Regions from separate parts of the Homo sapiens genome. Here region 1 is linked to region 2. A link is a loop called in an ENCODE intact Hi-C map of the cell type or tissue named here. Cell type or tissue: IMR-90. All regions are shown on one strand. Links, peaks and the distances in the headings refer to the core of each region. The heading gives the core; the rest is flanking DNA. Region 1 overlaps DCAF6 (DDB1 and CUL4 associated factor 6). Region 2 overlaps DCAF6 (DDB1 and CUL4 associated factor 6).

Region 1 (2,932 bases), core at 304-2,803, 53 kb after region 2:
ACAAAAATCCCAAGTTTTAGAAATGCTCTGCTTCTGGATTATTCTAACTACATTCTAGACAAGTATTGAGTTCCTTAGAAACCTGGACTAGGAGAAGCTTTTATTTCCCTTTAGTTTTTCACTGTGTGTTTTGCACAGTAAAGAATTTCTTTCTACAGATTTATTCAAAATTCGCCAGCTATAATTCTAGTCATGTTCTTGTATTCTATCCATGGTACAGTATCCTTTATATAATAACCTTGTTTGGTAACTGAATTACTTAAGTCATTTCATTCCTGGTCCTCTCCTAATCTTTGATTATGCTGTTTTTTCCACCCTAAAAAGTCTTTGTTCTCTTGTAAGGTATTTTAATAATACCTATAATATCAGTTAATTTGTGCCATTCTACCTATGTGTAATGGTGTTTTATGAAAGGGTTTACCATCTTGAAAATGGTATGCAAATTAATTCATATTTTTTAGTGCTATTTAATGAATTTCTGCTTATATTTTAGCCTAGTTTTTTACTAAATGTGACTAGTACTTTTAAAACGGGTTTATAGACTGTTTCTGCTTCATGTAACTTCATACTTTAACCTTGGAGTTATCTCCAAGATTCCAGATTTTCTGGAATATGCAATAGTAAAATACAAAGTCAGGAGTCTAGGTTTTATTTTCTTAGGTTAGTTGTACATCCTTCAGATTTACTCTTTTCCTCCATTAAATGTTTCTTCCAAATAGAATAATAATTGATACTTTGAGCTGTTTCATTATTGCTTTGAAATTGCTGGATAATCAATTTTTTACCTATTATTTTGTTACTTCAATAAACCTGTTATGTGCTAGATACTCTGGTGGGTGCTGGTGATAATGATAACACAACGCCTACCCTCCTTGAGCTCTCAGTTCAGTGGGATACACAGACACATATACATAGTTACAATACAGTAATTGCATTGACAGGGCTTTGCAGGGCTTTGAGAGTATTAAGGACCCCTAATCTAACCTGAGGAAGGGGAGAATTGTATTTTTATAATTCTTGGTTTGTGACACATTATCATTGTTAGTTCATACTTGGCTCCTTTTCTTTCTTTCTTTAGATACCCATGAGCCCACCAACCAATCCAAGAACTAAAAAACTCGCTGTAACTTAAATCTACCTGTTCACCCTATTTTGTCCATCTGCCTACCACGCCAGTGGTAACCAGTGTCCTGAATGTTATGGTTATCATGCCTTGCTTTAAAAAACAAAACATAAACATATAAACATAAAGTTTTACCCACTTTTGAACTTTATATAAAAATGATGTCATACTGTATACAAGACTGGGACTCTTTTTTTTCCTCAGATATTATCTTACTGTGATTCATCCATGTTACATGTAGCTCTTGCCCAATCATTTTTACTGCTATCTAATAATCCATATTTGACTAAACCACAGTTTATCCATTTTCCTGTTAATGGACATTTAGGTTATTTCTAGTTTTTGGTATTAACAGTGCTGCTTTGAGCATTCTGAAATATTTCTCCTGATAACAGTTTTTCTTGCGTATATACCAAGGAATGGACCATTTACAAAATAATTTAAAATTGTTTTCCAAAGTGGGAGTGTAAATTAAATATAATATCTAACAATATTTTTTAAAAATCGTGTTTATTCACATCACTGATTCTTGTTGTCACATATCTTGATTTTTCTAATTGATTTGGTAAACAATAATATGGTCTTGATGTTCATTGCCCAATTTACAAATAAGATTATGCATCTCATGTTTTTCAGCCTGATCTCCTGATCTGGTTTTTTGTTTGTTTGTTTGTTTGTTTTGAGATGGAGTCTTGCTGTCACCAGGCTGGAGTGCAGTGGCACGATCTCAGTTCACTGGAACCTCTGCCTCCCAGGTTCAAGTGATTCTCCTGCCTTAGCCTCCCAGGTAGCTGGGATTACAGGTGCATGCCACCACACCCGGCTAATTTTTGTATTTGTAGTAGAGATGGGGTTTCACCATGTTAGTCAGGCTGGTCTTGAACTCCTAAACCTCAAGTGATCCACCTGCCTCGGCCTCCCAAAGTGCTGGAATTACAGGCATGAGCCACTGCACCCGGTCCTGATCTGGTTTTCTACTGGGTTGTTTTAATTGAGTTGTTTTTCTTTTCCTTATTGATTTATAAGAGTTCTTAATGCATTTTTGATACTAATCCACTATCGTGTATTAGTGTACAAATATTTTTTCTATTTTATGATTTTTTTCACTGTTTTTAGGCTGTTTTTTGATGAACCATTTTTAATTTTCACATTAAATTTTATCAATCTTTTATGCTTGTCACTTTCTTTTATTTACAAAATTCTTATCTGGAATTTTAAAATTTATCTGAATTTCCTTTTGAAGTTTTACTTTTGACATTTAAGTTACTAATTTATTTGGAACTGATTTTTGTTTATGATGTATATGTGTAACTTTTCCCTGCCCCATTTAGATAGCCAGTTTTTCCCCTGTACATTTATGAAATGGTGAATTTTCCCAGTGATCTGCTATCCCACCTATGTCATATTACAAAGATTTATATAAAACAGATTTGTTTCTAGGCTCTTTTGTTTCATCAGACAATTTGCCTGTCTCTCTGTCAGTATCATACTTTTGTAATTATTATAGCTTTTTAGTAAATCTTAATGGCGGCTAAGGCAAGACCCTTCCTTCTCTTTATTCATTTTTAGAAGGATCTTGGCTATTCTTTGTCCTTTGGTTGATTTTATAATCAACTTTTTCAGTTCTACAAATAAGTCATCAGAATATGCTTATAGTTGTAATAAATCTGTAAAATAAATTTGGGTGAAAATTGTTTATCTTTACAATACAAAGTTATGTCTACATTTATTTAGGCCTTTTTTTCTTTTTTCCTTGAGACAGGGTCTTGCTGTGTCGCCTAGGCTGGATTGCAGTGGCATGATCATGGC
Region 2 (2,932 bases), core at 185-2,684:
TCTTAGAACTAAAAATTTAGGTTGAGGTAGGAAGTGGGAGGTTTAGTGGTACCTAAGAATAGGCAAAGATGAAGGAGAGGTGAGCCCTGTTCTCAAGAAACCTTACCATACACATGGAAAGTCACTGATATAAACAATTACTATAAAATGTGATGAGAGCTCTAATAGATTTATATACATTCATACAATTTATTTAGGAAATTTGATTTTTAAAAATATGCTTTCATTTTAAAGCCCTTCAAATCTAGGTTTTTGTATTAATGAAAGATTCTGACTTATTACTAAACTCACTGATAAGACCTATATTGTAATAGGAGAGCAGAGTCCCAATGTGTCATTGATGCAGAGAATGTCTGATATGTTATCAAGATGGTTTGAAGAAGCAAGTGAGGTTGCACAAAGCAATAGAGGACGAGGAAGATCTCGACCCAGAGGTAATTTTTAATGTTAATTAAAGTCATCAGAAAGCTGGCAAAAACTACTTATTGAAGCCAGTTTTTATTTCTATCATGTAAATTATACCATGTTTTACATCTGTAATAATCACAAGGTTCTTATTGTGTGGTGTGAAGTAGTAGAGAATAAAAGATATTGGATATAATTTGTCCCTTCTGGTGCCATTGGACCTAGTGCGTATCTTTTGCTTTTCTCAAAGTAAAGTAGAAGAATCTGAGGTTTCCTATTTTAAGCCTTTTTTTAATGCACTCTGAGAATGGAAATATATAAAATTCTGTGTATAAACAAGTTTTATGTAATAGGAAAGATTGATTGCTTTAACAAGAATATGTTGTAGATAAGTTTTTATCCCTCTTGACTGGCCTATTTTGTCAAATGGGCCAAATCACCAGTAGTTATTATCACTGAAATTATATATTTGTGTGTGTAAATATAAATGTGTTTTCTGAGCATATCTGTTTAGAGTTGTTGGTTTTAGAAAATATTTAAAATTTGAATTTGCCTTAACATGTGTTTTGAAGGTGGAACAAGTCAATCAGATATTTCAACTCTTCCTACGGTCCCATCAAGTCCTGATTTGGAAGTGAGTGAAACTGCAATGGAAGTAGATACTCCAGCTGAACAATTTCTTCAGCCTTCTACATCCTCTACAATGTCAGCTCAGGCTCATTCGACATCATCTCCCACAGAAAGCCCTCATTCTACTCCTTTGCTATCTTCTCCAGACAGTGAACAAAGGCAGTCTGTTGAGGCATCTGGACACCACACACATCATCAGTCTGGTGAGGATAAGTATGCTGTGGTTCATCTAATGATTTTTGATAGTGAAAATTTCTTTACTGGCTATTTTGAAAGATACTAAATCACATCAACTTCTTGTTGGAATAAATGATCAAAATGACATGTAATATATGGTTATGTAACTTAAACACAAAAATTAATTATGTCTTACTTGCATGAATTTTAACAAATAGCAGGAATCTTCAATTTATATAAAACAATTGTTTTAAAAGTACAAGTACCAAAAGATAGTGTTTTGACATAGTTTAATGTGCCTGACTTAAATATTATTTTATAGATTATTAGAGACCAAAATATCTTTCTAGATTTATTTGGTTTTATGTCTATATTAAAGTGATTATGAAAATATCAGTATTAGTTTCACTTTGCTTATATTCTTGATTATTTCCCTCAAATAATGCAGTACTTTTAATATACTCTCTATGGTGGATTTGATATGGTCTTTTGTCAACAACATATAATTTACCAAAAAATTTGTTTCTCTAGTATTTACATGAAAAAGAATTATTTTACCAAATGCTTATCTTCTTGATACTTGATGCTAGTGAAAATAACCTCTACGTTCTGTTAAAATGCTATTTTTTTCTCAGTATTATAAGTCTTTATGGTCAACTTTTTTCCCCTAACTATGGAATGTGCTAGTATTTATAATAGTAATTTTCAGCAGATGTATCTACAGTTTACTCGGTACTTTAAACTATATACATGTAATTATAAAAACCAATAAGATATTTATTCATAGTTTTCTTTGGTTCTTCTAAGGAAGAATTTTACTCAATATAGAGCCAGAATTATTAGCAACTAGAAATATAGCTGGCAGGCCTAAGCTGAAACCTATAAAAAAATTTCTAACAGCTTAGCTGCCAAGCTGTCACTTTATTCTTACATCTCTGGAAACTGATGCCAGATTACCAAATATGGGATGTTTTAATTTAAGCACTCTTTTATCAGTATATACCACTTTTAGTAATTCATTTTCAGTTTCTATGGGAATAAAAGCCAGAGTCAGTTACATAACTGTTAACACTGTATACATTTTATCCATAATAATAAGCTAAAGCTGAGCTACAGAATCAAGGTTTTCACACTCAGTTGACATAGCATTTTAATTTATGGAAAAATAAAATATTTTGGAAGATTTGGGAATTAAAAGCAGAAGTAGTTAAAAGTTTGTTTTTCAAAGCAGGTAAAATTGGGAAAAGCAAGAATTTTTAAAGTGATATTCTTGAACATATTGATCAATTATAAGTTTTTAGGAAAACTTAGCAAGAAGACTCTAGCTTACATTCAGCTTCCACTGAATCTCAACTAATTCTAGTTGTTTCTTAAATATATTTATGAGTAAAGTATTTGGAACTTTATTTTTTAAAGCTATCTAATGCATTTTAATTACTGCATTTCAAATTGCTAAATTCCTTTCAATATTTAATGTAAGTATTAAATGTGACAATCATTTGAATTATTGAAGAAGAAAAAATATCTTTGGTGGTCATGTGATGATTATTGAAACATTATGCAGTACTTTTACTCATAAATTATTTATAGGAAGTAAGGAAATATTTTTAACTGGGAGATTATTGAGAGAATTTTGGTTGACTAAGCTATAGATAATTAGAATATTTCCATGTTATCAAGACATTATCACTATTGAGAAAAATGATTTGGTGTTAGATGT

The links. A loop is a pair of places that touch in the nucleus more often than their neighbours do. Peaks named below come from ENCODE experiments on the same cell type or tissue, not always from the same donor. Only the 100,000 strongest peaks of a DNase experiment are listed, where the experiment ranks them.
Region 1: a loop joins it to region 2, with 1.8 times the contacts of the local background. A loop is called at or near these places in 3 of 110 quality-filtered maps.

Annotation. Positions count from the first base shown.
Region 1 is chr1:168,056,786-168,059,717 of GRCh38, forward strand. All of the region lies in intron 17 of DCAF6 (DDB1 and CUL4 associated factor 6), which reads left to right. Among named protein-coding and RNA genes, the nearest start is that of MIR1255B2, 60 kb to the left of the region's middle. In IMR-90, for the core only: no CTCF peak of the experiment used is centred there; a DNase peak (open chromatin) is centred at 1,346.
Region 2 is chr1:168,003,556-168,006,487 of GRCh38, forward strand. DCAF6 (DDB1 and CUL4 associated factor 6) reads left to right here. Exons shown (of 22, transcript NM_001198956.2): 9 at 315-434; 10 at 978-1,238. Among named protein-coding and RNA genes, the nearest start is that of MIR1255B2, 6.4 kb to the left of the region's middle. In IMR-90, for the core only: no CTCF peak of the experiment used is centred there; no DNase peak of the experiment used is centred there.